Regions from separate parts of the Homo sapiens genome. Here all the other regions are linked to region 2. A link is a loop called in an ENCODE intact Hi-C map of the cell type or tissue named here. Cell type or tissue: endothelial cell of umbilical vein. All regions are shown on one strand. Region 1 overlaps LOC105370816 (a long non-coding RNA gene). Region 2 holds the start of LOC124903494 (a long non-coding RNA gene). Region 3 overlaps TMOD2 (tropomodulin 2).

Region 1 (8,000 bases), 430 kb before region 2:
AACAGATGACATTTGAACAAAGACCTGAACGATGTAAGGCAGGGTTCAGCAAACTATGAACAGTGGGCCAAATTTGACTGCACACCTGTTTTTGTGTGGCTCGAGAGCTAAGAATGGTTTTTATATTTTTAAAATAGTTAACAAAAAAATTTTTTAGAGAATAATACTTTTTGACATGGGAAAATTATATGCAATTCAAATTTCAGCATCCAAAAATAAAGTTTTATTGGGACACATCCGCACTCATTTATTTACTTATTCTCCATGGCTGCTCTTGCATTATCACAGCAGATTTGAGACCATATGGCCCACAAAGCCTAAAATATTTACCATCTGGCTCTTTATGCAAAATGATTGTTGACCCCTGATATAAGGGAGCAAGCCCTACCATTATCTAAGGGGAAAACGCCCTGGAATAGATAATGGCAAGAGTAAAGGCCCTGAGTCAGGCCTGTGGTTGGCTTGTGATCAACGAACTGGAAGGAAGCCAGTGTGGCTGGATGGCAGGGAGAGAGGGTGAGACTAGTAGGAAATGGCAGGAAGTGAAATCAGAAAGGGAACTTCAGACCAGATCTGCTTGGGGTAAGGATTTTGACTTAAGTGACACAGAAAGCCATTTAAGGGGTTTGAAAAAGGAATGACATAGTGTGACAGCTGGCTGGAACATGGCTGGATGGGGAAAAAAATACATCTATTTTCTCTAAGCATCAGCTGCAATTTAACATTTCAGTCATAAATATAGACAACAAAACACAATTGTATTTAGCAGTACCTGTGACTTTGTCACCAATGAATATCACTTTTTTTTTTTTTTTGAGATGGAGTCTTGCTCTATCGCCCAGGCTGGAGTGCAGTGGCGTGATCTCAGCTCACTGCAACCTCTGCCTCCTGGGTTCAAGCGATTCTTATGCCTCAGCCTCCAGAATAGCTGGGATTACAGGCGCCCGCCACTACGCCCGCCTAATTTTTTTGTATTTTTAGTAGAGACGGGGTTTTACCATGTTGGACAGGCTGGTCTCAAACTCCTGACCTTAAGGGAACTGCCTGCTTCGGCCTCCCAAAGTGTTGGGATTACAGGCGTGAGCCTCTGCACACTTTTTTATAGATAATGATTATTGTAATTATCTTAAAATATCATTTATGAATAGATCTATTCAGAAATTATTAGACCTTGTACTATAGCTTGTTATTAAATGAATTAATAAAGAAGTATGTATGTGTATTCAGAGTGAACAGGCAACCTACAGAATGGGAGAAAATTTTTGCAATCTACCATCTGACAAAGAGCTAATATCCAGAATCTACAAAGAACTTAAACAAATTTACAAGAAGAAAACAAACAACCCCATCAAAAAGTGGGCAAAGGGTATGAACAGACACTTCTCAAAAGAAGACATTTATGCAGCCAACAGACACATGGAAAAATGCTCATCATCACTGGTCATCAGAGAAATGCAAATCAAAACCACAATGAGATACCATCTCATGCCAGTTAGAATGGCGATCATTAAAAAGTCAGGAAACAACAGATGCTGGAGAGGATGTGGAGAAATAGGAACACTTTTACACTGTTTGTGGGAGTATAAATTAGTTCAACCATTGTGGAAGACAGTGTGGCAATTCCTGAAGGATCTAGAACTACAAATACCATTTGACCCAGCAATCCCATTACTGGGATTGGTATAGGTATACCTGTACCTATACCTATACCAATACCTATACCAATACCTATACCTATAGGTATAGGTATATACCTATAGGATTATAAATCATGCTACTATAAAGACACATGCACACGTATGTTTATTGCGGCACTATTCACAATAGCAAAAACTTGGAACTAACCCAAATGTCCATCAATGATAGGCTGGATTAAGAAAAATGTGGCACATATACACCATGGAATACTATGCAGCTATAAAAAAGGACGAGTTCATGTCCTTTGCAGGGACATGGATGAAGCTGGAAACCATCATTCCCAGCAAACTATCACAAAGACAGAAAACCAAACGTTGCATGTTCTCACTCATAGGTGGGAACTGAACAATAAGAACACTTGGACACAGGGTGGGGAACATCACACACTGGGGCCTGTTGGGGGATGGGGGGCTGGGGGAGGGACAGCATTAGGAGAAATACCTAATGTAAATGATGAGTTGATGGGTGCAGCAAACCAACATGGCACATGTAAACAAACCTGCACGTTGTGCACATCTACCCTAGAACTTAAAGTATAATAATAAAAAAAGATGTATGTGTATATATAAAACTATATCACAAATTTGATTTTTTGATATTTTAATAACTGTATTCCAATGTAATTGATTTCCTGTTTAATGCTTTGTATTTCATATTATGTGTTTTTAAATGTCTCTCTGGGGCCCATATGCTCTACAAGATTTTCCAAAGGGTCTAGAGCCCAATAGAAACTGATATAAAAGCAGTGAGAAGCACTAGAAGGACTAAATTAGAGAAGGGAGGACAAGGCAGGTCCAAGATAGGTATTTTAATTTCTCTGGCACATAGTAAGCACTGAATATATGTTAATTACTATTGTTATTGCTAATATTTTTATGTATACCCTTATAGTTTTTTAGCTGTGTGTGGCATATACTACTTTGTTATCTCCATTTTTCACTCAAAAGTATATCATAAACATCATTCATTGTCATTACATACTTTTAAACCTCATTTTAATGGTCAAAGAGTGGTTAATTGCAGAGACGTATCATTATTTATTCAATTAATCCTCAATCGCAAGATATTTAGATTCTTGTTTTACTTAGTAAAAATAAACACTGCAATAAACACCAATGTTAAGTCTTTGCAGCATCAGTGTTAAATCTTAAAGTATCCATAATTATTTCTTTAGGATAGACCCTAAAATTAGAATCAGCATGCATTACTCAGTGTGCTGGATGTGAAATCCAGTCTGTCCAAGATTTCCACTTCAGCTGTCCTCTTAGTTGGGATTTCATCTTTCCTCCTTGGTTCACACATACATAAGCAACTGTCTGAGCTTACCCTCCTGGTTCAACCAAAGCCCCCAGTGTTTAAACACACACACACACATACACACACACAGAGAGTCAGTTTTGTCTGTTCTTACTTTCTGTACAGAATTAAGGCAACAGGAAGGATACATGAAATCAAGGGACAAAAGCTAAATTCCTACCATCCACCTGGTGGCAGTATTTCCTAAACGTTGGCAGAATATACAGGCAGTAATAGGTACCTTCTGTTATTTCAATAGTATTTTCTATGCAAATCCAGTCCTATAAAGTGGTGTACCATGTCACAATGAATGAAAAAAAGAATTATTCTGGCAAACGCTAGGTCAATACAGTTGTATAGTAATTCTAGAAGTTTCCTTTGAGGACTGCCAAAACAAATATCTTTGTTTAAAAACAAAAAAAAAAAAAGCTATTTTTAAAAAGCTTGTAAAATTAATTTTTCTCATTAAGAATATTATAAGATTGCAGACATTTTTAGAAATAGAGAAAGGAAGTCACATATATTTTTACTAACATAACCCGTTAGCATATTGTTATGCTCCTTTCTGATCCTTTTTTCTCTAAGCACATTTTTATAATTGTAATCAAGCTATACATAAAATTGGCTTATACTCTCCTTTTGGCATTAATCACATTGAAAAATTAATATACTTAAATAAAATATATTAAAGTATACTTATAAAATATACTTATTTCTGGGAGAGGTGGTCACAGGTGATATTTACTTCTTTAAACACTTTTGTATTTCCTACTTTTAAAATCAGAAAAAATTTAATCCTAAAAAATCTATTTGATTCCATTTACATCCTATACAACCCCACATTTCTATCCCTAGGTGAATCTCCAACAAATAGGTATAAAAATGTGCCTCAAAATGCAAAGGTACCAAGAAAAACAAAACAAACAAACAAAAAAGGCAAAGGTACTAAATTGTTTACAGGAACATCACTTCAATTCTCAGTTGATGGCTTTGCTTCCCATTCACTGAGAAAATGACCTACGGCATCTTGTCTTTATTAGCTCTCTGACTTCACTCCATCCCTCTCTACTCCTTTCCTCCTTGCTCACTTTACTCCATTCCCACTGGCCCCTTTGCCATGCCTAGAACAGGCCAGGCATAATCTCACTCCAGGGACTTTTACCATACTCTTTCCTCTGGAGGCTTTGCCCCAGATATCCACAACGCTAGCCCCCTCATTTCCTTCTCAAGTCTACACAAAAGTCACCTCCTTATTGAGACCTTTCAACCCCACCTCTAAATGTCATGTCCTTCTTCTCTGCTTTATTTTTTCTCCTATACACCCATAACTTTCTAGCAATGTGTATTTTGCTTATCTGTTTTATTTCCCTTTCCACCTGAATGCAAACTCTGTGAAGGCAGGTTTTGTGTCAGTTTTGTTCAGTGACGTTCACTGAGTGTTTTGTTCACTGCTTATTCTATTTGAGGCACAGAATATGAATGGCACATGATATGTACTCAAGAAATACTTACTGAACAAATAAACGAATAAATGATGGCAGCCTGAACTAGGGCAGAGGGGAGATTGAGAGGAGGGAGATGGACTGGACAAGCAGAATAACAGTGAATAGCAGGTTGTGGGATATGATGGTGCAGTCGCATAGGACCCTCAGTGCCTCTGGATAATTGGCTTACATCTTCTTGAGATGCAGCATGAGTGAGGGAGGAAGGAGCTTGAGTAGTTGCATTTGAGACTTGAGATGCTTGCCGGTCATCCAGTGCTCTAGGTAACTGGATATGTATGTGGTCAAGGGAGTGGTCAGGGGTGGAGATACAGAGGATGGCCTCAAGTCTGGAAATACAAATAATATTATCTCATGTATTTTAATATCAATAAAAAATACATTACATATTTACTCCTGTTTCCATTGTAGAATCTTCATTATTATTGGGGAGAGAGTAAATGAAATGAGTTCAATCTTCCAAGGATGGCTAATCTTATGTATGTAGCTGCCTATATAAACTTTCCAATAATTCACCAAGTGTTGGCCTATTTCTATTACCTTGGCTTCCTTAATCTTGACATAAATGCTCATAAGAAATTTTTGAAGTGTAAAGGACAGCCTCAGAAACAATACAGCAAATTCCAGGCAGCCTCCATAAAAACATACAGCATATAGAGTTCTATATACCAACAAAAGGCTACAAAAACCCTGTAATTAGCCTTTTGCCTGTGGAATTAGTTTAAAGATAATGTCTATGAGTGCTGTAGATGATTAGATCTTAATTTTATAGTCAGAGTTATACTACTGAGAGAGGAATAATATAAGGTGGCCGTAGGAGATTAGAAAATTCCAGGCAACAATTTCATATGACTAGCAAAAGGCAACTGTTGAAATAGCTGCAGAGGCTATGGGCTGATAAGACCCTGAGAAACAGGGTGTGGACCAAGATGGCTAAGACTGACTGAACCCAACATGTCACTGGATTTGACGTAGGTTTCTCCTAGAACCTCATTATATGCTCATTAACGTAATCACATGCCCACCAGCACCATGACACTTCCAGGAACACCCATTATTTAGTGCAAAAGTGGGTGGCACCACAGTTTTGAGAAATCTTCACCTTTTTCCAGGAATCTTCATGAATATGTCACCCCTTGGTTACAGAAACCCATAAAGATAGTACCCGAAAACCTTGTGTGCAACTCTCTTGAGTACACCTGCACTCCCCTTTCTTGAGTGTGTACTTTTCGCTTTGCAATAAATCTTCATCTTTTCACTATTTTCTGACTCATCCCTGAATTTCTTCTTGTGATGGTGTCAAGAGCCTGGATACCGGTTGAGGTCAAGGTCCCACTAGTGTTTGTGGACCTACCCCAGCCCATCAGTATCATTACCACCTCAGGACTATCATATATATATATACGTATATATATATATATATATACACGTATATATATATACACACACACATATATACATGCTGGGGAATATATATATATGTGTGTATATATATATGTATATATATACATATATATACATGCTGAGGAAAGGTGATTCGGTTCCTGATTTTGAAGGCCCTAAAGCCTCATTAATACCTAAATAATCCCTTTTTCACTGCCTTGGACATACTTACCCCTAACTCCCTCACTTCTTGAATTTTTCCTGCCTCCTTACGTTAGCAACACCTCTCTCCACCAGACCACCTAATGAGAGCACCATGACTCCTGAGGTCAAGGACCATATTTTGTTCAACATCATATTCTCAGCACTAACACAAAATGGGTGCTCAATAAATGCTCAGATAGCAAGTGGCCAGGGGAGGGCAGGTGAAAGAAGTTCCATCTGAAACATAATCCACGTTATTACCCGGTGTGGCAAACACTGCTGGTTATCTTATGGCAGTCATTTCTCCCTCGAATCTTTCCAGTTTTGACCATTGGGAGCTCTTTCAGTTGGCTTTCATGCCTCCATCAATGTAGATTTGTTTTGAACACTTTCTTACTTTCAGGCACTACAAGATGCTGCAGGGTCGTCTTGTATATCTTCTGCCCGTCTTACAATCACCTGCTTCTCCAAGGATCCTTGATTCCTTTTATTGAAGGATGGTGTTAGAAACCAAGATTTCTGCATTAGACATGCTCATTGCTGTTGGAGTGTCATTGCCTATAGATTCAACATACATAATTTAAAATGTGGTAGTAGCCCCATTATTTAAAAAAAGCAAAAAAAAAAAGACTGAAATTGACTTTAATTAAACCAAGTGTTTCCAACATATTATCATTTCAATATGTAATCAATGCAAAAAATGATTAATCAGATTTTTGCATAGTTTTTCTTTCACACCGAGTCTTTGAAATTCAGCCCATCTCAATTTGGATTAATCACATTTCAAGTGCTCCACAGCCCACATGTGGCTAGCAGCTACTACAGGAATAGTGAAATTCTAAAAGCTTTATGATTTCAGCCTTTGCTATGTGGCCTATTATCCATCTTGAACTATTTTTTGTATATGGAATGAGTGACTATCAAAATTTGTTTATATTCAGTATCAAAAAATTAAATCTTCAGTGCCATTTGTTAAAATGACTTTCCTGGCCAGGTGCGGTGGCTCACACCTGTAATTCCAGCACTTTGGGAGGCCAATGGGGGTGGACTGCCTGAACTCAGGAGTTTGCAACCAGCCTGGGCAACACAGTGAAACCCTGTCTCTACTAAAATACAAAAAATTAGCCGGACGTAGCAGCGAGCGCCTGTAGTCCCGGCTACTGGGGAGGCCGAGGCAGGAGAATCACTTGAACCCAGGAGGTGGAGGATGCAGTGAGCTGAGATTGCACCATTGCACTCCAGCCTGGGTGACGGAGTGAGACTCCGTCTTGAAAAAACAAACAAACAAACAAAAATGACTTTCCTTCTCTATTGAATGGACTTGGCACCTTGAGCCTATTGCTAGATTCTTTATTCTGCTCCATTGATATTCATCTAGTTGATTACATAACTTTACATATGTAACTCACAGTAACTTTCAGACTCAAGTGGTATAAGAAATCCAACTCTATTCTTTTTCAAAATGGTTTTGGCTCTTCAATTCCTTTGCATTTTCGTATGCAAATTTAAGAATCAGCTTGTCAATTTCTTCAAAAGACCTTGCGGGGATTTTGATTAGGGCTGTGTGAAATCCATAGGTCAATGTGGGGAGAATGGAAATCTTAACAATGTTGAGCCTTCCAATATATGAACATTCCCTTTCTCTCCATTTATTAAAGTCTCTTAAAATTTCAGCGATGTTACAGTTTCAGCATAAGGATCTTGCACATTTTGTTAGATATATCCCTGGACATTTGAATTTTTTTTGTTTGGTTGGTTGGTTTTGGGTTTTTGTTTTGTTCTGTTTTGTTTTGTTTTGAGACAGAGCCTCACTCTATCGCCCAGGCTGGAATGCCCTGGCACTCTCTCGGCTCACTGCAACCTCAGCCTCCTGGGTTTAAGTGATTCCCCTGCCTCAGCCTCCCAAGTAGCTGGGAT
Region 2 (8,000 bases):
TGAGAAACTAGAAAATGCAGGTAAGGAAGTGGGAAAAATTCCCCAGAATCCCATTACCTGGGTATGATCACTGTTAATTACTATTAATATTTTGGGTCTTTCCTCTTCCCCTCCACTCCTTCCAAGCTAATTGCTTTATTTTTTCATATACAAAAGGTAAAAATCATTCAAAGATGCATAAAATAATTTCCTCTTTTCCCTCCCTCTATATTCTCTCCCCTCCAAATATCCCTATCTCCACAGGTAACCAACGTTAATAGTTTATTATACATTTATCCAGAATTTTTCAAATGTATATACAAACATATATGTACTTATAATTGGGTTATTCTGCTTACTGTTCTGCAACTTTCTTTTCTCACAATACATTTCAAGCATCTTTCTATGTTGGTAGTAATTGACTTTGTTGTTTCTAATGCCTGTAGAGTATGTAATTATGAGGATGCATCATCATTTGTAGAACCAATTTCCTATGAGCGGACATTGTTTACTATCACAAGCAACACTGTAATAAACATTCTTTGTGTGTCTTTGAGCCATTTCTGAGGATATGCTTTTAGAAGCAGAAACTCTGGAACAGAGTTGGTTTATGCTGAACATTTCAGTGGATCTCCCACAGGCTTTTAGCCTGTCTGCCCCAGTGCAGCAGATGGGTTATTGTCAGCTGGTGCTTCTGACCCAGGCTGTGTCACACCCGTCGGAAATGTTGTGCATTTCACTCCTGGATACCAAATTGTCCTCTAAATGGCTGGACCAATTTATATCCACAGTCTGTTTCTCCACCCAAGTACCCACTTTTCCCCACTCTGGCCAGTGCTGCATATTATCAGGGAGTTCATATTTTAAATATATATATATATTTTTTATATATACATATATTTATATTATATATATATTTTTATATATACATATATTTATATTATATATATATATTTATATATGTATTTTCCCCCCAGATGGAGTCTCACTCTATCGCCCAGGCTGGAGTGCAGTGGCGCGATCTTGACTCACTGCAAGCGATTCTCCTGCCTCAGCCTCCCGAGTAGCTGGGACTGCAGGCACACACCACCACGCCTGGCTAATTTTTGTAGTTTTAGTAGAGACACGGTTTCACCATGTTAGTTGGCCAGGCTGGTCTCGAACTCCTGACCTCGTGATCTGCCCACCTCGGCCTCCCAAAGTGCTGGGATTACAGGCTGAACCACCGCACCCGGCCTCATAATGATTCTAAAGAACCCTCTCTAAATATGTCACACAGGTTGCAAAAGTCCATGATAAATATTTTTTCTTGTGTCTTTCACAAAGTTTTTTTTGTTTGTTTCAATGTAGCTCAATCTGTTAATATTGTCTTTTATATAGCCATACTTGGGATGGCCTTCCCCATACCAAAATTATTGAACTAGTCTTCTATATTTAATGTTGTAGATTTATATCTGTAATCCACTTCAGATTATTTATTTTTGAGACAGAGGCTGGCTCTGTCACCCAGGCTGGAGTACAGTGCCACGATCTCAGCTCATGGCAACCTCTGCCTCCCGGGTTCAAGTGATTCTTCTGCCTCAGCCTTCCAAGTAGCTGGGATTACAGGCATGTGCCACCATACCTGGTTAATTTTTGTATTCGTGGTAGAGATGCGGTTTCACCATGTTGGCCAGCCTAGTCTCAAACTCCTGGCCTCAAGTGATCCACCCACCTTGGCCTCCCAAAGTGCTAGGATTACAGGCATGAGCCACTGTGCCTGGCCCACCTCAAATGTATTTAGCAGCTTAATTTTGATATAATGCATATACCATACAATTTGCCCTTAAAGTATACAGTGACATGCTTTTTACTATATTAACAAGATTGTGCAACCATCACCACACTCTGATCTCAGAAAACTTTCATATCCCCTAAAAGAAACCCTGTCCCCACTAGCAGTCACTCCTCAATCTATCCCCTGGATCCAGTGGTCCTGGGTCCCTGACTCTGGTGTCTCTCTGGACTTTGGAGTCCGCTTGCCCTGCCACGCCTGCCCATCTTCCCTGCCCCTCCCTGCTTTCGTGTTCTTCTCAGACCTTGGACTTGGCTTTTTAATGTATATTACAGTGTCCACCCCTCCCCTCTACCCTTGGGAACAGCGAGTCCTGGATGCTGCTTTCTTTCAGATCCAGGGCACCAACTATACTAATCAGCAACTTGTCAGCCTCTAATACATGTTTCTGCTTATCCCTGAACAACTCATCCTGACTCATCCCACAACTGCTCACGATTCAGTCTGAACATGTCTCACTCAGCCATGACACCCAGGAGACAGGGCCTTCAAGCTTGATTCTGTATTCCCCTTCCCCTGATACGATCACATGTAATAGATGCATGTGAAGCTATGGGAAGAAATGAGGTGGTTGAGAACAAGAGTGAATGGTGAGAAGGAACCAGGACTGACCCCTGTAGGACACTAACAGTCAGAGGCCAGAGACAGGAGGCACAGTCAGCAAGGGAAGCCAAGAAGAAGTGATGAAAGAAGTAGACAGAAAATCAGGAGAACAGGACTCAGAAGTCAAGAGACAAAAGTGCTTCAGCCTGGAGGGGGAGGCCAGCAGGATCAAATGCTGCTGAGAGAATTCACATATGAAGCTGACTAAAAGATACACAATGGACTTGGCAACAGAAAGATCATTGGTGACTTTAGCAAACTTCCGTGTCCATGATCAGGTAACTCCACTATTTAACATCCTTTAAGACTCCCCAGTGCCTTTCAGATAGAGTATCCTTCGTTCTGGCATCATCTTTTTTTTTTCTTTTTTTTTTTGAGACAGAGTCTTGCTCTGTCACCCAGGCTGGAGTGCAGTGGCGCCGTCTCAGCTCACTGCCAGCTCCGCCTCCCGGGTTCACGCCATTCTCCTGCCTCAGACTCCTGAGTAGCTGGGACTATAGGCACCTGCCATCACGCCCGGCTAATTTTTTCCATTTTTAGTAGAGACAGGGTTTCACCATGTTAGCCAGGATGGTCTCCATCTCCTGACCTTGTGATCCACCCACCTCGGCCTCCCAAAGTGCTGAGATTACAGGTGTGAGCCACCGCGCCTGACCCGGCATCATCTCTTATCACTTCCACACACTCACCCCAGGCTCCAGACATACTGAGCTACTTGCATGGATAGATGGCCCATTCTCTCTTGCTACCGTAGTGTCCCCTCTGCATGGAACCCTTTCCTCTCTGAAAACTCTCAAATGTCCTTCCTGATTAGCTCAAGTGCCATGTCCTCCAGGAAGCCCTCCCTGACCTCTCAGATTGGGTTGGGTGGTTCTCTTCTCTCTCCCCATAGCACCTTGTGTTGGTACAAGGTACATTTTCCCTTGGGGGTATGTCTTATCCAGCTTTGTTTCGCAGTCCTCTGGCCAGGGCCTGTCCCCCGGTTTTCCCAGGCACGCAGTGAAGCAAGCCTTGTTAGTGGAGGTGGGGGATGCATCCAGCTTCCCTCAGACCAGAAAACTTGCAAGCCAAACTGGCTGTGAGCCACGGACTCCTCTTTGGGTTCACATAGGTCAGGTTTGCTAAGAGACCTGGGCCAGGAGTGCAATTCCTGGCAATTTAGTCCTTGGGGTCATTAGGTTGCAAAATCCCCAGTGTCATCAGGTTGATTGCTTTTCCCAGCACTATCTATGTCTCCCCACACAACCGGCCTTGGCATCTCTCCACCTCTATCTGCTCTCCTGCCCCAGGTCCCTTCCCTCTGCATGCACTCATCTTCCAAGCATCTGAGGACCTCTCACCGACTCACATTTGCTTCTGCATGTATTGGTCTCCCTGGGGTCTTCCCTTGCCCCACAGGTCTTTGCACCGTACATGGGTAACCCTGAGTCTGGTCTCTCTGGTTGGATGTGAACTCCCTGCAAGGACGAGGAGAACACTCTTCCTCCTTGCATTTACGGAGTGCAAACCTCCTATACTCTACCGGCTGAGTTCAGGGAACATCGACTTGTATGTTATCAGTGACCAAAGAGGCAGGCATTAGAGGGCCAAAAGCTTTCAAACCACTTTGAGTGTGGTTCTTAGGCGCACTGGTGGAGCTACACCCAAGATGTACCCATGGCACACTCCTCCCCTAAAACCCCACTCCCAAAATCAGAGCTCAGTCTCCTCCTTGCCCTAAAGCCAGGCGCCCCCTTGTGGAAGAACGCCTTCTCCTCAGAGAGGTCAAGTGCCGCTCCTTGCCTGCAAACCACACGTTGCCCCTGACAGAAAACTCTTCCTAAGATTAGAGAGTAGATTCGCTCTGCTTTTAAAAACACGTAATAATGCATGTGCTTTATTACTGATAATAAAACTGTGCCTATTCATGTCATAAAATTTAGCAAGTGAGGCAAATTATAAAAAAGATCCCATTAAAAAAAATTACCACAACCCTACCTTCCACAGACAGCCACTGTTGACATTTTGGTGTTTTATCTAGTCCCTTTTCTATGAAAATATATGAAATATGTAAAAAATCTACGTATGGGTATACATAACATAGAAGTTAAAATATAAATTTGGCGGCTGAGGCCATGCCTCCTCCAGACCGTGGCTGAGCCCTCTGGCCTTGAACACCCCCCGCCTTACTCAGCCTGAAGCCTTGAAGCCTGCCCTCCCCCAACACCTTGGCACCCCAGCTTCCCTATCCTGTTCTACTTTTGTTTTCTTCAACACTTACCACCTTTCCCCTCTATACAGTTTCCTTATGTATCATGTTTACTGTGCATCTCTCAATCGCCCCTCAATATAAGCACCAAGAAGGCAGAATCCTTGTCAGTTTTGTTCAATGATGCACCCCAAATGCCTAGAATAGCTCGAAGCACACAGTAGGTACTAAATAAGCATTTGTGAGAAGATGACTTAAGATTATATAAATCTGCTGTTTTTCATCTTTAAAAATTATTTGTAAACCTATGTAATCAACAAGAGCATATAATATTCCACCCTTTTGTTATATCATGATTTATTTTACCATTCACCTCTTGTAAGTCATCTAGGCTGATTATAATTTTGCATATTATTAATCTCAATATCCATCATTTATCTACCTACCTACCAACTATCTCTCTACATTCCTAGCTCTGACCAGTAAAAAGGCCTATATATGTAGAGGGCAAAAAAAAAAAATCCTCATTTCTCATTAAAAAAATAGTCCCTCTAATAATTAATCTTAAAACTTCATTTCTCATTCTCTTGGCATTTTCTTTCTAGCTCTGTTCTCCTGGAAACCTGATAAAGGTGGAACGTTGGCTGTGTTACCAAGCAACAATGCTTGTGGTAAAAATGATCCACTTCATCTGGACAGCGAGGGCCGTGAATGAATCATAAGTACCTGGTGGGAAGCTGTGGCTCTGGAGTTCTGAATCTTGACTCTTGGAGCTCGGCACGCCCCTTGAGGAGACAAGGAAGCTATTCCCATGAGACTCTTACTAGAAATATCAGTTTCTCATTGGAATAAGGCTTTAATTTGCTATGTATGTGACATTTCAGTTTACCTGGGTATCCTGTATTTTATCTGGCAACCCTACTTGAGGAAAAGGAGCTAGAGAGACACCTGCCATCATGCAGTTGGAGTGCTGTTTCATGCCTTTGCATCCTTATTCTAAATTAAGTTAGACCAGGCACGGTGGCTCACGCCTATAATCCCAGCATTTTGGGAGGCTGAGGCGGGTAGATCACCTGAGATCAGGAGTTCGAGATCAGCCTGGCCAACATGATGAAACCCTGTCTCTACTAAAAATACAAAAAATCAGCCGGGTGTGGTGGCGGACTCCTGTAATCCCAGATGTTCGGGAGGCTGAGGCAAGAGAATCTCTCAAATACGGGAGGTGAAGTTTGCAGTGAGCCGAGATTCACCATTGCACTCCAGCCTGGGCAACAAGAACAAAACTCCATCTCAAAATAAATAGTTAGTGCCAAGCATGTCATGCTGTAGTCATGCGAGTCTAAGTGTCTAACAGACCCTGAGAAGAACTCCAAAGTGGGCATCGTAACCTAGCAACAGTGACCATCCTAGGAAGAATAGCACCCCAGGAACCCAGATTATGTTCTGTAAGTACTATTCTCCACGGAAAGGAAACAGCTCATTCTAGTCTGGGGCAGCAAAGGTACGGGATGAACCTGGAACATCCTGTCATACCAGAAAGCGAGGAACATATTGAAGACCACTGTGCTCATATCAGAGGACTCAGGCACTTGCCTGGAGAGGCTGAGCTTTGCTCATAGGAAGAGATGGGGAGTGAGTGTGGGTAGACATGTAACAAGATTGGCTGTTAGTTGATGATGATTTAAGCTGGGTGATGGGTATGTGAGGGAGTCACTATGTTATTTTCTCTAAATTTGCATTTTTGAAATTGTTCATAAAAAAAGTCTAAAAATATTAAAAGAAAAAGTGACTATACCAATTTCCATTCCCTCCAGCAGAGGTGTAGAATCATAATGGTAATTTTAGATGGCGACATGAAGTATTGAGTCATTTATACAGCCTATTATAAATATTTAAATATATATACATATATATATTTAAATTTAGACAGAGTCTTGCTCTGTCACCCAGGCTGGAGTGCAGTGGTACAATCTGGCTCACTGCAACCTCTGCCTGCCAGGTTCAAGCAATTCTCCTGCCTCAGCCTCCAGAGTAGCTGGGATTACAGGCATCCACCACCATGCCCGGCTACTTTTTGTATTTTTAGTAGAGATGGGATTTTGCCATTTTGCCCAGGCTGGTCTCGAACTCCTGACCTCAAGTGATCCGCCCACCTTGGCCACCCCAGGTGCTGGAATTACAGGCATGAGCCACTGCCCCCGGCCTGTATTTTAAATATATTTTAAAGATATGCTGTTATATAAGCTGGGAATTTGAGAAACTTGGATATAAAGAAGACTGAGTTGGCTGCGCGCGGTGGCTCATGCCTGTAATCCCAGCACTTTGGGAAGCCGAGGCGGGTGGATCACCTGAGGCTGGAGTTCGAGACCAGCCTGAACAACATGAAGAAACCCCATCTCTAATAAAAATACAAAATTAGCCAGGCATGGTGGTACATGCCTGTAATCCCAGCTACTCTGGAAGCTGAGGCAGGAGAATCGCTTGAACCTGGGAAGCGGAGGATGCGGTGAGCCGAGATTGAGCCATTGCACTCCAGCCTGGGCAACAAGAGCAAAACTCCATCTCAAAAAAAAAAGACTGAGTTGTAAAAAAAAAAAAAAAAAAAAAATTACAGGGACCCAATTCTACATAAGTATAAATGAATAAGTAATTGGAATCTCTGGCTTCAACAGATGAAGAGTTCAGGTTGAGAGAGAATTTAAATTCTGCTCAAAGGAGGAAACATACCGGCCATCTTGAGATGCCCAGGTGCCTCTGTTCTCCATTGTTCTCTCCTTTAGGAGCAGAAAAGCAGCAAGCCAAGCATGCTGGGTTCCCAGAAGACCAACACTGTGAGTCTAGAGGCAAAGGCAGCCTTTCTGCCGCTGCATATCCAGGGCTCCTGGGGACTGCTTAGCGCTCTACCTCACTGCAAGCAACAGCCTAGGGTGCATTACCTATCCCACACAAAAAGAGAGCCAGAGTTACTTAGAATTTGTTTGAGAGCTGCTTCTCATCTCTGCAGCTCCCAGCAGCAGGTTGTGTTGGGAGAGCAGGGCTGTGTCTGAGTGCCCCTCATCAGGCAGCACAGATGCCTGGCATGTCCCAGGCTGTGGCCCAGACTGTGTCAGGTAACCAGGCTGTATTCAGCCTATGGGGTACTCCCTCCCTCCCTCACTACATTGCTTTTTACTATCTTTTGGCCCCTTTTAAAAATCCAGCTCACCACACCTCCCACCTCCTGGTGGAGCCAGCTGTGAGCCTCGGCAGAAGGGTCTTGGTAGTTGCAGGCCTCCCAGGACAATTGCCAACCTTGAGGGTTTGCTCAGTTACTGGAAAGCAGCTTTAAAAATATAAATAGCTGTGGTAAAGACTGCACTTGTGAGAGTTGTCAAACCACAGAATACCCAACTTCTC
Region 3 (8,000 bases), 300 kb before region 2:
CTTGGAACCAAGCCAAATGTCCAACAATGATAGACTGGATTAAGAAAATGTGGCACATATACACCATGGAATACTATGCAGCCATAAAAAATGATGAGTTAATGTCCTTTGTAGGGACATGGATGAAACTGGAAATCATCATTCTCAGTAAACTATCTCAAGGACAAAAAACCAACACCGCATCTTCTCACTCATAGATGGGAATTGAACAATGAGAACACATGGACACAGGAAGGGGAACATCACACTCTGGGGACTGTTGTGGGGTGGGGGGAGGGGGGAGGGATAGCATTAGGCGATATACCTAATGCTAAATGACGAGTTAATGGGTGCAGCACACCAGCATGACACATGTATACATATGTAACTAACTTGCACAATGTGCACATGTACCCTAAAACTTAAAGTATAATAATAATAAAAAATTAAAAATTAAAAAAAAAAAAAGAAAGAAAGAAAATGGTCCCTGCCCAAGGGAATTTATCTGTCCAGGGTAAGGAAGGACCAATAACCAGATCATGTCAGTACAGTGTGATCCATGTGCTTTGAAAACTCATAGAAAATTACAGCTTTTTTTTTTTTTTTTTTTTTTTTTTCTTGAGACAGAGTCTTGCTCTGTCACCCAGGCTGGAGTGCAGTGGCACAATCTCGGCTCACTGCAACCTCCACCTCCTGGGTTCAAGCGATTCTCCTGCCTCAGCCTCTTGAGTAGCTGGGACTACAGGCATGTGCCACCACACCCAACTAATTTTTAGGATTACAGCTTTTCTTAGGTTAATTTTATTTTATTCACTTTAATAGAGACTTGGGAGATGCTTTCTAATCTCAGTAGCATATATATGAAATATTATTTATAGTGGTAATTTAGACACACAATGAGCAATATTCCTTTTATTTTTTTGAGATAGAGGCTTGCTCTGTTGCCCAGGCTGGAGTGCAATGGTGCAATCATAACTTATTGCAGCCTCCAGCTCCTGGACTCAAGCAATCCTTCCACTCAGCCTTCTGAGTAGCTGGGACTACAGGTGCATGCCACCACACTCAGTTAATTATTTTTATTTTTATTTTGTAGAGACAGGATCTTGCTATGTTGCTTAGTCTGGCCTTTCTTGTTATGCATATGGATAAAAAATGCTCATCCTTTTTAGCTTCAGCATCAAAGGGTAACGTTCTGACAATGTTTCCTATTAACAATCTGGTGCATAACCTTCTGGACGTTTATACGTACACATACAAATATTAACTTGTCTTCTAATTGTGGCCTCTTATCAGTACTTACAGGTTTCCTTCATTCTTTTAATGAGTAGATAACTTTTTTTTTTTTTGAGACAGAGTCTCGCTCTGTTGCCCAGGCTGGAGTGCAGTGGCACGATCTCAGCTCACTGCAAGCTCTGCCTCCCGGGTTCATGCCATTCTTCTGCCTCAGCCTCCCCAGCAGCTGGGACTACAGGCACCCACCACCACGCCCGGCTAATTTTTTTGTGTGTTTTTAGTAGAGACGGGATTTCATCCTGTTAGCCAGGATGGTCTCGATCTCCTGACCTTGTGATCTGCCCACCTCGGCCTCCCAAAATGAGTAGATAACTTTTTTAATGGATAGATAATGAAGATACTTTTTTTTTTTTGAGACAGGGTCTCATTCTGTTGCCCAGGCTGAAATCCAGTGTCACTACCAAGGCTCACTGCAGCCTCAAACTCCTGGGATCAAGGGATTCTCCCACCTCAGTCCCCTGAGCAGCTAGGACTACAGGCATGAACCATTACACCTGGCTAATTTTTAAAATTTATTGTAGAGGCTGGGTCTCACTGTGTTGCCCAGCCTGGTCTCAAACTCCCTGCCTCAAGAAACTCTCTTGCTTCAGTCCCCCAAAGTGCTGGGATTATAGGTGTGAGCCACCATGCCTGGCTCCTGAATAGATTCTTTTAACGAATAGACAATAAGTTGTTACGTGATGATGCTATACTTTATTTACCCATTTTCATATTGGTGGACATTTTGTTTATCATGTTTTGCTGTCACAAGTAATATTTCAGGGAACAGGGAACACCCTTGAATATATATCTTTATGTATCTGTGCTATTTTTGTAGGTAAGACTTCTAGATATAGAATTGCTGGGTCATAGAACATGCACATCTTAAATTGCAATAGATAATGCCAAATTACTCTCCCAAAACATTTGCATCAGATCACATTCCCACTTATAGAGGAGTACGAAGATGCTTTTTTCTCCACATTGTTGCCAACTCCAAATGTTACCTCGTTTCACACTTGTTTGCTAATGAAATGGTATCTCATTTCTTTATTTTGGAGCTTAGTTACTTTTTATATTTTTTGGTTGAGTGACAGATTCTTCTGAGCGTATTATTGGTTCATTTTTAATTGGGTCACCTTATTGATTTGTAGGAGCTCTGTGTATATTGGGATATTAATCCTTTGTATCTCTGTTAACTATTTTTGAGAATTCTTCCATTCTTCTTTTTTATCCCTTTCTCTCCCCATACCTTCCTTAAAACTAAAGCTCCAGAATAGAACTCAGAGGAGGGTAGGGTATAATCAAGAGGCCAGAGGGGTATTAAAGTTTGGGAAATGAAGACTTATTGTGGTGTCTGATTTGTATCTCAGATCCTGTAGTCTAGTTAGTATAGTCTGACAGATGTCCATATGGAGCAGCAATAACGGCCCATGGATATTTTGAAAGTTGGAGTTTGCTGCAGGGTCTCCTGAACTTTGGGTCCATGCAGTGTTAGCCCCAGGGAATTCTCATTGCAGTTGAGAAACACCAGCCTTCCAAGCTGTGACTCATAGCTATACCACTCCCATGCTTGCTTAGCTGAGAATACACCTACTGTCATTGCTATTAAAGTGTTATTGGAATCAGCATATGAAAGAAATGTCATTTTTTGGGAAGTCACCACTGATTTTGATAGGAGAGACTTTGCATTTTTTAAAATGAAAACTTGTGTTTTAGATGTTGTCAAAGGTGAAAAAGTAAAGCCAGTATTTGAGGAACCACCAAATCCCACAAATGTGGAAATAAGCCTGCAGCAGATGAAAGCCAATGATCCTAGCTTGCAAGAAGTCAACCTCAACAACATTAAGGTATTTCATTGTGATTATCATCAGTCAGTTAATTTATCATGAGGTCAGAAAACTTACCAGAGATGACCTATTGCTTGTTTTCACACCTGTTTGCAGTTCTTTGTAGTCACTGAGTTGGAGTCAAGGTATCCTATTCAAAAGAAGTGGGTTTTGGAAAACAGTGATTTCTATAATTATTTGAAAAGAATCACCATACCTGAGTTAAGCATAGTACATTAGTTATATCTATTGCTGAGTAACAAATTACTCCAAAACTTAGAGGCTTCAAACAACAGACATTTATTATTTCACACACAATTTTTCAGTGTCAGGAATCTGGTAGTGGCTAGCTGGATAGTGTGGCTCAGGGTCTCAAATGAGATGGTAGTGAAGTTGTCATCCAGGGCTGCAGTACCAGGCTTGCCTGGGGCAGGAGGATCCAGTTCCAAGATGGCAGATTCATGCGGCTGTTGGCAGGAGGCCTCCATTTCTCACCATGTGGCTCCCCAGAGCGAGTGATCCAAGACAGAGAGATGAGAAAGCAGGAAGCCACAATACCTGTTATGACCTGGTTTCTGAAGTCACATGTTGTCACTTCCACTTTATTCAATTTGATAATAAGTCATGCCACTCTCAAAGGGAAAGAGTAGGAGAGAGAGAGAGAGAGAGAGTGTGTGTGTGTGTGTGTGTAAACATTACCTGAAGTCTCTTTTGTTTATTCTTTTGGGGCCAATTCTTAGCATTTAATAATAACCAACTTTTATTGAGTACTTACTATGTGCCATGTCCTTTACTAAATACTTGGAATTTATTATCTCATTTAATTATTAGTTGGACTTAAAGAGTTGTTAACGTCATAGAGTTAGTCTGTAGTGCAGCCAGGACTCTTCTCCACTTCTAACTGCACCCCACATTGTCTCCTTCCCCAGTGGTCATTACTGTGCTAAATGATCTAGAAAAAGGACTACAAAGATAAATAAGATTTATTCAGTCTTTACTCTGAAAACAATTATATTAGGAGAAAAACACTAAACAGATAATTATAACATGATGTGGTGAGCCACCAAATATCATTGAATTGCAAGAAAGAAAAATTTTAATGCTACCTAGGAGATCCAGTAAACAAAGGAGATGATATTACATCTGAGTCTTGAAAGAGAAAAGGACAAAAGGAATTTCCAGGCTAAGGGGAAAGCATATATAAAGGTCTGAAAAAGAGAACGACTTTGGTATATTAAAACAGTGGCAAATACGTCAGTCTGGCTAGAATACAGAGTGAAAAATAAAAAGAGGGAAGTATAGTATCTGCATACTTTCTTGGTTAGGGAAAACAGAAAGACGACACTCAGAGGTACCATAGTGGTAGTTTAGATTCCCCTATTGGACACTAAGTGGTGCTGTTAGCTCAGGATAGCTTGGTTGCTGAAGGCTAGGTAATGACCCTCATTTAGAAGGGATATCGTGTATTTATCTACACATACCTGGTATTTAAAGGTTGTGGGTTCTTACCTTGGCAAGAGTGTGCCATACAATGGTTCATCAACTAGCCATGTCCTCTCTGTCTTAGAACATTCCAATTCCAACCCTGAGGGAATTTGCAAAGGCTCTGGAGACCAACACTCACGTGAAGAAGTTCAGCCTGGCCGCAACTCGCAGCAATGACCCTGTGGCCATTGTGAGTAAAATTCTTAGAAATATAACATGAAGTTATTTAATTCACTGGAAACTCTATTTACTTTGTTTCATTAGCTAACAATTTTTTAGATCTGGAAAACTTACCTTCTACACAGTTAGTGAGCAAAATTATAGTTACAATGCAATAGTTAAACTTCAGAACTGAACTGTCAGATGCTTTAAGTTATCTGGAATTTTGTCAGCATTACAGTTTTCAGAGAAAGAAACAAGATAAGTTTGGCATTTAACTAACTGAATATTTAGAGTTTGCTCTGTGCTTAGGATACATTTTCTAAAACTTTCACATCTACAGTCATTGGATATCATGACCCTAAAGCCCTTCAGGAATTAGGCATCTATAGAAATATTGAAGTAGCTGGGCGCGGTAGCTCATGCCTGTAATCCCAGCACTTTGAGAGGCTGAGGTGGGTGGATCATGAGGTCGGGAGTTCGAGACCAGCCTGGCCAATATGGTGAAACCCCATCTCTACTAAAAATACAAGAACTAGCTGGGCATGGTGGCACGCGCCTGTAGTCCCAGCTACTTAGGAGACTGAGGCAGAAGAATCACTTGAACCCGGGAGGCGGAGGTTGCAGTGAGCCGAGATCATGCCACTGCACTGTAGCCTGGGCGACAGGGAGACTCTGTCTCAAAAAAAAAAAAGAAAAATTAAAGTATATTTTAATCTTTGAAATGGATTAATATGTGTCTAAAATATCTTAGACAACAAAATCAGGAAACATTCTGTGTTTGACACCAGAATGTGAAAAAAATAGCCAGCCAGGTGTGGTAACGTACACCTCTGGTCCCAGCGACTTAGGAGGCTGAGGTGAGACAATTGCATGAGCCCAGGAGTTCTAGGCTGCAGTGAGCTATGATTGCACCTCTGCACTCCAGTCTGGGCAATAGAACGAGATGATAGATAGATAGATAGATAGATAGATAGATAGATAGATAGATAGATAAAAGAAAAATAGCCAACTAAAAGTTCTATTCTTCCTATGCATTTTAGATAATTTAGCCAAATAAGGAAGCCCCTTGTCCCAGGTAAATACTTATACCATCACTATCATGATTTTTATTCTTCCTATCAATAGCCAATTAGTAACTCCTCCTATTTATAGCTACTTTATTGAGGAATTAGTAAATGCCAGCACTGATCTTCGTGCTTTCCATGCAGCATCTCATCCATTTGTCACTGTAATACTATGAGGTATATACTATTATTAGTTCCAACTTTAACAAATGAGAAAACAGCTTCAGAGAGGTTAAGTAAGCTATCCAAGGTAATACAACCAGTAAATGGCAAAGCCAGAATTCACTACCAAGTCTTTCTGGTTCTACAGCCAGGAAGCTTAACCATCAAGCTATGCTAGATTTACACACAATGCCTGGCTGTCATACATTTGCTAAAATATGTCACTTATCAAAAGCCTGGGCATCAGCCTGTTGTTCTATGGCATTTAATGCTCAGCCCTTGAATCGAGTTAGAAAAACGCAAGTTGTCTGGACTTGATGGTTTGATTTAAAGTAACATGTCTTTTGGAAGATCTAAAATAGCATTTAAAACAGATGACATGAAAGTAATGACTACCTATCATGGTCCTGGCACAGAATAGATGTTTGACAAGTACTTGTTAAATAAATGAATGATCATAACCTCCAACCTCTAGCAATAGAGAATATTTCTATGGTGATCACAGCAAACTTGAAATAAGCACTCATGTAAAAGAGGAACCAGGCTACAAAAATCAATGTTTTTACCAGCAGTTATTACATTTCTAAATTCGTAGCTTGAAAGCAGTTTTGAATTTGAAACCTATCATTAAAATAGAAAGATGGCAGAACTAGATAATTGGTAAGGTGAAATGAGCAGTTTAAGGATTCTTATCTCTGTATGATTTTGTACTATTTCTGCCTTTTAGTAGATTTTTTTCAGTAAAGCAAAAATATTCACAATATACTTTGTATGTAAATGAATAAAGGGATAAAGAAATGATTTGTCACTTCTGTTTCATATATTATTTCGAGTAAAATTGCAGGGCTGGGGTTAGTTCACAATCAACTCTCAACACTACTGGTAAATAATCTAACTCCTATTCTAGACCAAATAAATAACTTACTAAGTGGATTAAATAAATTCCAAATATAATAATCACTTTGATGCTGTTTTTAATGCAACAACTATGTGTTGAATGCTTGTCATGTGAAAAGCACTACACTAGGAGCTGGATTTTTTGGGTAACACTTTTCAGGCAAATTTGACCTTTTGTAACTTGCTTTTTAAAGAATACTTTATTTGGGCCGGGCGCGGTGGCTCACGCCTGTAATCCCAGCACTTTGGGAGGCCGAGGCGGGTGGATCATGAGGTCAGGAGATCGAGACCATCCTGGCTAACAAGGTGAAACCCCGTCTCTACTAAAAATACAAAAAATTAGCCGGGCGCGGTGGCGGGCGCCTGTAGTCCCAGCTACTCGGGAGACTGAGGCAGGAGAATGGCGTGAACCCAGGAGGTGGAGCTTGCAGTGAGCAGAGATGGCGCCACTGCACTCCAGCCTGGGCAACAGAGTGAGACTCTGTCTCAAAAAAAAAAAAAAAAAAAAAAGATGAATGGATGAAGAAAATGTGGTATATATATGCACACTGAAATATTATTCAGCCATAAAAAAGAATGAAATCCTGTCATTTTCAGCACCATGGATGGGACTGGAGGTCATTGTGTTAAGTGAAACAAGCCAAGCAAAAAAAAATAAATATAGCATGTTCTCACTTACATGTAGGAGCTAAAAAAAAAGTGGTTCTCATGGAGGTAAAGAGTAGAATGGTGGTTACTAAAGCCTGGGAAGGGAAGGGAGTAGGGACAAAGAGAAGTTGGTTAAGAGGTACAAAAATACAGTTAGTTAGAAGGAATAAGTTCTTGTATTCAATAATTTATTATAAATTTCAAAATAGCTAGAAGAGAAGAATTGTAATGTTCCCAACACAAAGATAAGCCTTTGAGGTGATGGCTATTCCAATTACTCCAATTTGATCACTGCAAACACATTGTATAAAGGTATCAAAATATTACATACACCCCCAAAAATATGTACAACTATTATTTATCACTAAAACATTTTAAATTTAACATTTAATTTAAACATTTTTAATTTATTTGGTATAGTCATAGTATAGTCTATAAAAAATAGAGGGACCACAGGAAGATATACGTATATATACATATATATATTCATTTATATGGATAG

The links. A loop is a pair of places that touch in the nucleus more often than their neighbours do. Peaks named below come from ENCODE experiments on the same cell type or tissue, not always from the same donor. Only the 100,000 strongest peaks of a DNase experiment are listed, where the experiment ranks them.
Region 1: it touches region 2 in a loop (4-fold over the local background); 3 of 110 quality-filtered maps call a loop at or near these places.
Region 3: it touches region 2 in a loop (32-fold over the local background); 8 of 110 quality-filtered maps call a loop at or near these places.

Annotation. Positions count from the first base shown.
Region 1 is chr15:51,646,928-51,654,927 of GRCh38, forward strand. It overlaps LOC105370816 (a long non-coding RNA gene), which reads right to left. Exons shown (of 5, transcript XR_932236.3): 2 at 6,481-6,641. Among named protein-coding and RNA genes, the nearest start is that of DMXL2, 28 kb to the left of the region's middle. RefSeq lists a cis regulatory region at 5,179-5,759. In endothelial cell of umbilical vein, a CTCF peak has its summit at 3,174 (motif pointing right); a DNase peak (open chromatin) is centred at 3,194; H3K27me3 peaks cover 656 bases.
Region 2 is chr15:52,074,920-52,082,919 of GRCh38, forward strand. The region is part of intron 1 of LOC112268150 (a long non-coding RNA gene); the gene reads right to left. It overlaps LOC124903494 (a long non-coding RNA gene), which reads left to right and starts at 5,838. Exons shown (of 2, transcript XR_007064637.1): 1 at 5,838-6,049. RefSeq lists an enhancer at 2,243-2,322. In endothelial cell of umbilical vein, a CTCF peak has its summit at 4,147 (motif pointing left); a DNase peak (open chromatin) is centred at 4,152.
Region 3 is chr15:51,778,074-51,786,073 of GRCh38, forward strand. TMOD2 (tropomodulin 2) reads left to right here. Exons shown (of 10, transcript NM_014548.4): 6 at 2,971-3,101; 7 at 4,648-4,755. Among named protein-coding and RNA genes, the nearest start is that of TMOD2, 30 kb to the left of the region's middle. In endothelial cell of umbilical vein, a CTCF peak has its summit at 4,462; no DNase peak of the experiment used is centred here; H3K27me3 peaks cover 300 bases.